2 separate regions of the Homo sapiens genome follow, and region 1 is linked to region 2. A link is a loop called in an ENCODE intact Hi-C map of the cell type or tissue named here. Cell type or tissue: B cell. All regions are shown on one strand. Links, peaks and the distances in the headings refer to the core of each region. The heading gives the core; the rest is flanking DNA.

Region 1 (5,384 bases), core at 273-5,272, 52 kb before region 2:
TCAATGTGGGGTGGGGGAAGCCTATCCAAGGGATAAATGATTTTTTTTTTTTTTTTTTTTTGAGATGGAGTCTCTCTCTGTTGCCCAGGCTGGAGTGCAGTGGTGCGATCTTGGCTCACTGCAACCTCTGCCTCCCGCTTTCAAGCGATTCTCCTGCCTCAGTCTCCTGAGTAGCTGGGATTACAGGTACATGTCACCACATCCAGCTAATTTTTGTATTTATAGTAGAGATGGGCTTTCACCATGTTGGCCAGGCTGGTCTCACACTCCTTCCCTAAAGTGATTGCCCTGACTTGGCCTTCTGAAGTGCTGGGATTACAGGCATGAGCCACCACGCCCAGCCCCAAGGAGTGAATGATTTAACGTCTGCACTGAGAAGGTTGCGGAGTAGCAGGGCACAGACAGGCAGATTGCAGATGCATGTGGAATTATTTTTTGGCAGTGGATATTGACTTCCAGAGATCAATCCAAAATCTCTTTTCAGGACTCCTGGAAGAAGAAAGATACACCAGGAAGACCAGCAGGACAGGAGATGCATTTTGTGTCCAGTATAAAAGTAATTGGCAAAGTAAGGATTTGACTTGTAAATAAACTCTTAGTCATTAGGAACTTAACTTTGCGCCTTTTATCTACAGACTAATGACCTGTCTTGGGAAAGCGCCTCCCTCAGAATGAGGTTGTAGAGTGCAACTGCTCTGGTCTGGCATTTAACTACTTGAATTCAAATTCCAACTCATCTCTTACTAGATGTCAGGCCTCAGGGAGTTACTTAACTTGACTAAGGCTCACGTTCTTCAAGTGTGAATTAAGGACAATAAGAATCCCTAGCTCACCAAATTATGTGAGGATTAAAGAAGATAATATATGTATTATGTTTAGCCTAGAGCTCAATCAACATTAGCATTGGCGACTAGGGTTATCAGGCATTTGCTAGTAAGCCAGAGAGCCCAGCATTTTAGCCTCCTCTTTGATAAAATAAAAATAAAAACCAGACACATAAATGTTCTTTTTCCTAATCATTAAAAAAAAACCTGATTGTGTATCAGGGTTTTCTGCATGTTTGGTGGATGTAAACCAACTGAAATATGTTTCCTGCTTTTGTAGAGAGGGAAACAGGAACATGTCTTTGGGTTGGATTCTTGGTTCCAGACCCATTTTAGTGAACCCTCTGGATCCTGCGCTTTTAAGGCAAGCACCTTTCGTTGTCCTTGGGAGCAGTGCTCACTCATCCTTGGAAGCACATATCATGGTGGTGAACAAATCACTGAGTCTGTCTCCATTTCCAGGAACTGCTCCTACATCAGGCACAGGGACGATGCCTGTATTGTTCACTGCCCAGCCCAGTGCCTTGCATATAGTAGAGGCTCAATTAATAAGTGAATGATCCACATGCAAATACTTGTCGTATTAAGCTTAATGTTGTAAATGGCATGTTTTTCTTTTTTTTCCTTTTTTTTTTTTTCTGAGACACAGTCTTGCTCTGTCACCAGGCTGGAGTGCAGTGGCGCGATCTCGGCTCACTGCAACCTCCGCCCTCCAAGTTCAAGTGATTCCCCTGCCTCAGCCTTCTGTGTAGCTGGGACTACAGGCACGTGCCACCACGCCCAGCTAATTTTTTTTTTTTTTTTTTTTTTTTTGAGACAGAGTCTCGCTCTGTCGCCCAGGCTGGAGTGCGGTGGTGCAGTCTCGGCTCACTGCAGCCTCCACCTCCAAGGTTCAAGCAGTTCTCTCCCGAGTAACTGGGATTACAGGTGCCAGCCACCACGCCCGGCTAATTTTTGTATTTTTAGTAGAGACAGGGTTTCACCATCTTGGCCAGGCTGGTCTTGAACTCCTGACATCGTGATCCACCCACCTCGGGCTCCCGAAGTGCTTGGATTACAGGCGGGAGCCACCGCGACGGCCCACTCAGCTAATTTTTTGTATTTTACTAGAGATGGAGTTTCACCATGTTGGCCAGGATGGTCTCGATCTCTTGACCTTGTGATCCGCCGCCTCGGCCTCCCAAAGTGCTGGGATTACAGGCGTGAGCCACCGCGCCCGGCCAAATGCATGCTTTTAGAGGTAGGGTACACATTTACAAAAAGATTCCCCTCCTCACCCCTGGGAACCCTATCATTATCCTCGCAAAACTTTACATCATTCAAATGTTTCTTAAAGAGTTTTAGAGCTCTTGTTATAGAATTATAGAACTGTATCAAAATGTAAAGTACAGGCAGTCTTTATACATTGGCTCTGATAAACTAATCCTTCCCAGTGGCTTTTAGCCACTCGTTTCAGATGTCCACCGTCGCAGGGGCCCTCCTCCAGCTTCTGCCTTTTTGGTGTGGTGACCCCAAGTGGCCACACTCTGTAAGTGCAAGAGAATAAACAAAGCCCAGCTGGTCTGGGAGGATTCCTGCTGTAAAACCCTGTGCAGGAATCGGCTGTTCCATAAAGATCTGGACCCCACGGTGGAGAACAATAGAAGGAAATTTGAAATTGAAGCCAAATAAAATCAGTTTTTTTCTAAAATACGGGCCAGTCCTCAGAGGAGTTCAAAAGCAACTAGCCCCGGGTTTTGTTCATTCAACAACTATTTTTATTAAATGTTTGCTGTGTACCATGTTCATGTATTAAGCTCTCAGACAGGGCTGGCTCATGGTGTGTGACCTACGCAGTTGCCTTTGGTTCAATACCCTGTCATCACCATCTTGTAATTCTTAATAATTTTTGAAAAAGGAATCTACATTTTCATTTTGCCCTGGGCCCCACAAATTATGTTGCCAACCCTGCCCTCAGAAAAATGTCCTGAAAGCCCTCAAAACTAAACATTTTAAAGTCCACTGAGCAGTTAAAGAACAATATCATTTTCTCTGAGTTCCATTCTCTCTTTCCTTCAAATAACACACCCCCCACCCCACCAACTCCACCACCACCACCAGTTTATAAGACAAGCAATTGTCCCTGCTCCCTACTCTTACCTTCCTTCTCCTTGTTGGTTTTCTTATTCGTCATCCTGTTCAATGCACTCTCTATTCCTCTCTCTTTCCCTGCTTAGCCTTCCTTTACTGCCCTTTGCCCTTTCTCCCTTTCCTCTCCCTTGTCCGATTTTTCTCTCTCCTCTTGGCAAAATAGGATTTGAAATGTAGCTAATGAAATGATGATGATGATGATGATGATGATGATGATGACAGCTGACATTTACTCCCTGGCTAGGGATATTAGCATCCCTAAATCTTCCTATTCCTTACCCTTTTTTTTTTTTTTTTTTCTGAGACAGAGTCTCGCTCTGTTGCCCAGGCTGGAGTGCAATGGTGTGATCTCAGCTCACTGCAACCTCCACCTCGCGGGTTCAAGCAATTCTCCTGCCTCAGCCTCCTGAGTAGCTAGGATTACAGGCGTGCACCACCACACTCGGCTAATTTTTGTATTTTTAGTAGAGACAGGGTTTCACCATGTTGGCCAGGCTGGTCTCGAACTCCTAACCTCATGATCTGCCTGCCTCGGCCTCCCAAAGTGGTGGGATTCCAGGCGTGAGCCACTGCACCCGGCCTGGTTTTTATTCTTCATAGCACTTATTAACACTTTTTTTTTTGGTGTATTTCTGGCTCTTTTCACTAAAATACAAGCTCCCTGTGAGCATGGACTTTCCAGATCTTGATCTTGCTGTATCAACGGCACCCAGACCACTGCCTGTCACATTGTAAATGTGCCATTATTATTTATTTACTAAATGAATGAGTGAATGAGCATTTGCTATGAGACATTACATTTCATTAATACATTTCATGCCTAATTCAACTAATCCTTTCAACAGCTCTATTAGTAATTATAAAGGCAGAATTTGAACCCATATCCTTCTGGTTCCAAAACCCATTCACTTAACCACTAAATAAGCAAAACTGTCCCCCTGGTTGGAATATTTGGCTCCTAAACATAAAAATGTTTTTAAAGTTTTATCTAGTGTTGCAATAAACATCACATAGCTAATGATATCACTTAAATGTCCAGCAAAAATTGGGTAACTGTATAGCCGAGTCTCATAAGACATTCCAGGCTTTTTGGAGGTGCAACAGATGCAGCAAGCCTCTGTCACAGTTAGGCCCAAATTTATTTCTGAACAATTTCTCTGGACTCCATTTTTATGTAGAACGCTATACTATTCTCATTAGAGATTAAATCAGGTCATGATATTGCATTAGTATAAAATATAAGCATTAGTGAATGTGATTTTTCAAATTGACACCTCTCTCCCCTGCATATAATGCAACCAAAATAAAATTTACATTACTGTAAGCCAGGCACAGAAATGCAAATACTGCATGATCTCACTTATATGTAGAATCTAAAAAAGTTGAACTCAGAGAAGTCGAGAGTTGAATGGTAGTTACCAGAGGCTGAGGAGAGACATAGATGGGAAAAGGAAAGATGTTAATCAAAGATGTTAATCAAAGTTTCAGCTGGACGGGAGAAATAAGCTTTGGTGATCTACTGCACAGAATGGTGGCTATAATTAATAATAATAATATACTGCGTATTTCAAAATTGCTCAAAGTAGATTTTAAGTGTTCTCACCACAAAAAGTATGTAAGGTGATAGATATAATAATTAGCTTGATTTAATCATTCTACACTGTAAACAGACAGTGAAACGTCACGTTATACCCTATAAATAGGCTGGGTATGGTGGCACACACCTGTAATCCCAGCACTTTGGGAGGCCAAGGCAGGCGGATTTCTGGAGTTCAGAAGTTCAAGACCAGCCTGGACAACATGGCGAAACCTCGTCTCTACAAAAAATACAAAAACTAGCCAGGCATGGTGGCACACACCTGTGGTTCCAGCTACTCAAGAGGCTGAGATGGGTGGATTGCTTGAGCCCAAGAGGCCACTTGAGCCAAGACTGTGCCACTGTATTCAAGCCTGACTGACAAGAGACAGACCCTGTCTCAAAAAAAAAAAAAAGTTCTACACTCTAAATATATGCGATTATTATTTGTCAAATTAAAAAAAGTTTTAAAAAATTTACATAACTCAATATTTCACACCTGCTCAGAATTTCAAGGTGTTATGCATGATTGTTTACTTCAGGACTCTAAAGTATGTATTTATTAAGTCATACTAGAATATCCATCCCAAATGGAAACTAGACAATAATAGTCAACACTAATATTTATTATTTACTCTGTGCCAGCCAACTATTATGCTAAGCACCCTATAGACACTAATTATTTGAGATAGGTTTTATCATAATCCCCACTTTATAGTTTCAGAAACTAAGGCCAAAATCATACAAGTAGTAAATGTTCAGTCCAGATTAAAATCTAGACCTTTGATCTTAATGAATATACTTGATAAAATAAGATTTAATACAAATCTTACATTTATAAAGATATAAATAGC
Region 2 (5,384 bases), core at 55-5,054:
CCTCAAGTAATCCTCCCGCCTCTGCCTCCCAAAGTGCTGGGATTACAGGCGTGAGCTACCCACCTGGCTGAACAACGTATTTAATTTATCAGTCTCTGACGGACTTTCCATTCTCCTCTCTAACAATGTTGCTATTTTCACCATCAAAAACAGGCTGTCTTGTCCATTGCTGTTCTAAAAATAACAACAGTAAATTAGAAATAGCTTACATGTCCATCAACAGGGAAATGGTTAAACTACAGACTACTATGCAACAGTTTAAAAGAATGAGGGTGAAATTTCTACCAACATGAAGAGTTTTCAAAGTCCTATTGTTAAATGAGAAAAGCGAATTGAAAGAAATTATACTATGTCATCAAAAAAATATTTTTTTTGAAACAGGGTCTCACTCTGTCACCCAGCTAGAGTGCAGTGGTAAGGTCATAGCTCACTGCAGCCTTGAGCTCCTGGGCTCAAATGATCCCCCTGACTCAACCTCTCAAGTAGCTGGGACTACAGGCACATGCCACCACACTCAGCTCACCAAGCTTTTTTTTTTAAACACACACATCAGCGGGCCATGGTGGCTCATGCCTGTAATCCCAACACTTTGGGAGGTCAAGGTGGGCAGATCACCTGAGATCAGGAGTTCGAGACCAGCCTGGCCAACATGGTGAAACCCTGTCTCTACTAAAAATACAAAAATTAGCCATAATCCCAACTATTTTGGAGGCTGAGGCAGGAAAACTGCTTGAACCCAGGAGATGGAGGTTGCCATGAGCCGAGATTGCACCGCATCCTCCAGCCTGGGCAACAAGAGTGAAACTCCGTCTCAAAAAAAAAAAAATTAAAATTAAAAAAAAATTAAATGAAATAAAACACACATATCAAAGATATGCTTTACATATATGTAAAATCATACAAAATAGATCTAGAAACACCACACTGCTAACCGTGGCTACTTCTGGAGAGAGAATTAGGACCAGAGGCAAAGGGGTAAAAGGTTACTTTTGCTTTGTCTGTATTGAGAACAACAACAAAAACCCCTCAAATTATGGCCTTTTCTCTGGGAAAACAAAAAGGGAGACGCTCACCATTTATTAACTCACATTCTGGTGGATCTCTCATATTGTTGGCTTATGGGGTCATAACCTCCAAGGGTAGAACCAGTGCCTTTGTACTTTACATAATCTGTGTCTCTGTTGTCCAGTATGATTGCTACATGTGGTTACCGAGCACTTGAAGTGTGGCTAGGCTGAATTGAGATAGACTGTAGGTCTAAAAATACATGCCATAAATCAAAGATTTAACATGGAAAAAAGTAAACTATCTCATTAATAATTTTGTATCACATGTTATTACATGATATTATTATTTGTTGAAATGGCATATTAAATAGAATATACTATTAAAATTAATTTTACTTGTTTATTTTACTTTTTAAAATGTGGCTGCTGGAAGAGTTTAAATTACATATGTATAGGTGGCACACATTACATATTTATTGGACAGTGCTGGTCTAGGTGATAAAAATTTTAAACCTGCTAATTACCTGAATAATTGTATAAATTACTGTATTTGTATCGTAAACAAATTTTTCCATCTAAGAAAAGTTAGATGCATGTTTCCACAACTTTGGATCCGTTTTGGCTGGTTTACATTCAAAACGTACACTGATATTTCCAGGACTTTAAACTGAGCTTCTGTTTTCCCATCTGTAATATTACCCACCTTGTAGTATGTTACAGTGATGTTTACAAGGGATCATCTACTCAAGTTCTTTAGTCTACAATTGTCTAAATGTGAAGTCCTCTTTGGGCTGGAAGCCTAAAGTATATTATGGTTTTACCCCTCCTTGTCCTTCAATGGCCCTACAAAAGCCTAATAAATGTAAGTGTCCTCCTCCTTCCTCTATTCAGTTGTAAGAAAGCACTCATTCACCTATCAATTGTTTCACGTGGATTTTTTTTTTTTTTTTTTTTGAGACAGAGTCTCACTCTGTCGCCCAGGCTGGAGTACAGTAGCACCACTTTGGCTCACTGCAACCTCCACCTCCTGGGTTCAAGCGACTCTCGTGCCTCAGCCTCCCAAGTAGCTGGGATTAAAGGCGCATAGCACCATGACCGGTTTTTTGCTTGTTTGTTTGTTTGTTTTGTATTTTTAGTAGACAGGGGGTTTCACCATGTTGGCCAGGCTGGTCTGGAACTCCCGACCTCAGGTGATCCACCCGCCTTGGCCTCCCAAGGTGCTGGGATTACAGGCGTGAGCCACTGTGCCCGGCCCCACCTGGATTTTTTTAAATGACTTTTTCCAAGTTAACTCCACTTAATATATTATCTCCTTCTGTTCTTTTTTTTGTTTCCTTCTTTTGGATTTGTTCATCATATTCTTATAAAATTAACACTTCATTCTCAAAGCTCCTTGTTCTCTAAGAAACCACCACCAGGTACCCACCTCCTCCCCACTCCCTCCCACTGTGTCCCCTGCAAATACAGACTTCCTAGAAAACCATTTCCTACAGCCTCAGTGATTTGGACATAGCTGTTTGTTTGAAGCAACCATTTCCTTACATGCTCTAATTTCACTTTCAGGTTATACGTCCTTGGTTATTTGGTTCTCTAATTACAGATCCCCTTTTCTAGAAAGGAAGTACAAAATCATTTTACCGTATGTTGTAGCACTGAAATCTGTTTCCCAATCTTTTATTATAAAAGAAGTTGAACTTACACTGTTTAAGATCTATTAACTTTCCTGCAGGCAAACTATTCTTCAATGTTTAAAAAAGTAATTGAGCCAGTCTTTTTCTCTCTCTCTAAAGAAAAAAAATGTTTTGCTCTAGTTCTCAGTTGAAATTTCTAATAAGGGGTCTTAGTAGACAAAAGGGATAACAAAACCTGACATGTGTGAGTGCTTATTATAAATTAAACATTGTATATGTACTTGATAGTTAATATTTCCAACAATGATTCCTAAACACTGCCTAGGGAGAAATTGCTAGGTGCGTTCGTTACCCTGTCTTCTATTTGTCCTTTTTTTGTTGTGTGCTCAGGAAAACCTCAGGGCCCGGGCTTCCCAATACTGGTTTCGAATATTCACACCCGAAGTCACTAATCTTTCTTGTGAACACCTTGTAGTTTGGCCCTTGATTAATTCAATCAGTGATTAGCACTTCTACAACAAGTGTTAATCTCTCTTTTGAAATACCTCTCAAAGCCCAACCCTTTACTGAGGATTTCTGCCCCAGTCAGAGTATACTGGAGAGGATTTCCCTATTGTGAGCAATATCTACAAGGCATTTCCCCTGCACACCACCAGTTTGGGAAAGGCCTGCTTCAAAGTCCTGTTGCACAATTAAAGCACAGAATTATAGGCTCAGGTTTGCACCTACTGCATGCGGTAGACTCCAGCTGAGCATAGCTAGTGATCCTGTTAAAAGCAGGGGCCAGGCTGGGCATGGTGGTTCATGCCTGTAATCCCAGCACTTTGGGAGGCCGGGGTGGGCAGATGGCTTGAGGTTAGGAGTTCAAGACCAGCCTGGCCAACACGGTGAAACCCTGTCTCTACAAAAATGCAAAAATTAGCCGGGCATGGTGGCACACAACTGTAGTCTCAGCTACTCAAGAGGCTGAGGTGGGAGGATCACTTGAGCCCAGGAAGTCAAGGCTGCAGTAAGCCAAGATCGGGCCACTGCACTCCGGCCTGGGTAACCAGAGTGAGACCCTGCCTCAAAAAAAAAGAAAAAGAAAAAATATTTTTTTGTTTTTTAAAGCAGGGGGCAGATTCTTTTGCAAAGCTGGAGGCCTTAATCAATAAGAAATAAAAATAATTTTAAAAAAACAGAAGAAGAAGAAAAGGAGCCAGATTCTTCAACACCAGGAGACCAAAACGAATAAACCTCCAGAGGGCACCCCCAGCAGTTCAGTCTGGGATGAGGGGACTCGAGGCCGGACAGAGCCGAGCTAGGCACCGTTCTTGGGTTTCCAGCCACCCAGATGCTCAGTTGCTCAAGTGTGACAACTAGGGCCTTCTCAGAAGCAGCCGGTACAGCCTCAAACGCTTCAGCTGGCAGGTGTGAAGGCCTCCAGCTCTTCGAGAGCAGTTTTCTTCCTGACAATGGGTGTCTATCAACTAACAAATAAAATTTGAGATGGACCCTGCAATTGTCCTTCCCATTTTACAAGGGAGGATATGGGTTTGCCTTGACCACTGTCTAGGCTCACACTCCGCAAGTGGCAAGCCCTGAGAAGACACCCCACATGAAGAAAGACAAACACAACCAGCTAACTTCTCCTCTTGCATTTGAAAGAGAACAGCTTTGATCTTAGTTTCATGGTAGGTGGTCAGCTTTCATTGATTTCAACTTTTTTTTTTCTAAGTTTCCCATAAAGGAAAATTTCTCCATCCTCCCCACTACTTCCAGAATACTGGGGGATTTCTCTCAACATAAAAGAATGTTGGAGTCTTTTAATTTCTAAGGGATCATGGCAACCAATTTGAATATTTTTCTCTATAGCACAACAGTCATGTCACAATCTTACCTTTAGAATATGTTTTCATTCTTCCCACTCATCAACTCTTTGACATAGGTACAGAAAATATCTTCATCCTATTTTGCAGATCTGAAAGTAGAGGCCCAAAAAGATCCTGTGTCTGACTTAAACCACACAGCCATGTTACTGAGTGGGGCTGAGATTTAAACTCAGGTCCCTCCAACTTCCATGGCCAAGACCGTAACTACCATGCTCTTAGCCACCATAATCAGGAGCCCTGATTGGGCTTCTTCTCAATCAGTGGGATCAAAACTTGGTGTGAACTAATTCTTAGCAGCAGAGCAACGACTAGAAAACAATTGGCAGGCATCCACAGCTGCACCAGGCCAAAGAGAGTATGTATTTGTCCACAGCCAAGCCAAGGGAATGGAAGAGCCCCAGAGCCAGGCATGGTGGTAGCAGCCAGTTGTACAAAGACCCATGGAACTGGGGCCAAAAGGAGTGAGAATTCCAAAGGAAGTCAAGGGCAGCCATGAGTGAACATGTGCTTTCATTACGCTTCCCTTTCATACTCTCCTAGACCAGATGAACCTGGACCAATGAATGGTTCTTGAGCTTTATAGTAAGATCTCTGAGGAAGGGTTGGGGGTGCTTATTAAAACACAGATTTCTAAGTCCACCTTATTCCTATGAATCAAAATCCCCGAAAGTGAGACCCCAGAAGCTTGTGTAAACAAGCTTCCCAGGGATGCCGACCACACCTGGAGAAGCAAGGACCAGATGGCAGAGGCGGGTCTGCAGGTGTGTGTGGCTTCCTGCAGTAAAGACAGCTCTGCCTGCTCCTGCATTTAGTTAACAAAAGCAGATGAGCAGGAGAAAGTTTCTCATGTGCTGAAACAAGAAAAGAGAAAAGAG

Evidence for each region. A loop is a pair of places that touch in the nucleus more often than their neighbours do. Peaks named below come from ENCODE experiments on the same cell type or tissue, not always from the same donor. Only the 100,000 strongest peaks of a DNase experiment are listed, where the experiment ranks them.
Region 1: a loop joins it to region 2, with 3 times the contacts of the local background. A loop is called at or near these places in 1 of 110 quality-filtered maps.

The regions. Positions count from the first base shown.
Region 1 is chr10:92,840,230-92,845,613 of GRCh38, reverse strand. It overlaps a transcript of EXOC6 not described here. Among named protein-coding and RNA genes, the nearest start is that of EXOC6, 5.6 kb to the left of the region's middle. In B cell, for the core only: CTCF peaks have their summits at 2,117 and 2,317 (motif pointing left); a DNase peak (open chromatin) is centred at 2,323.
Region 2 is chr10:92,787,825-92,793,208 of GRCh38, reverse strand. No RefSeq gene overlaps it. Among named protein-coding and RNA genes, the nearest start is that of EXOC6, 58 kb to the left of the region's middle. In B cell, for the core only: no CTCF peak of the experiment used is centred there; DNase peaks (open chromatin) are centred at 2,558, 3,208 and 3,998; H3K4me3 peaks cover 625 bases; H3K27ac peaks cover 3,266 bases.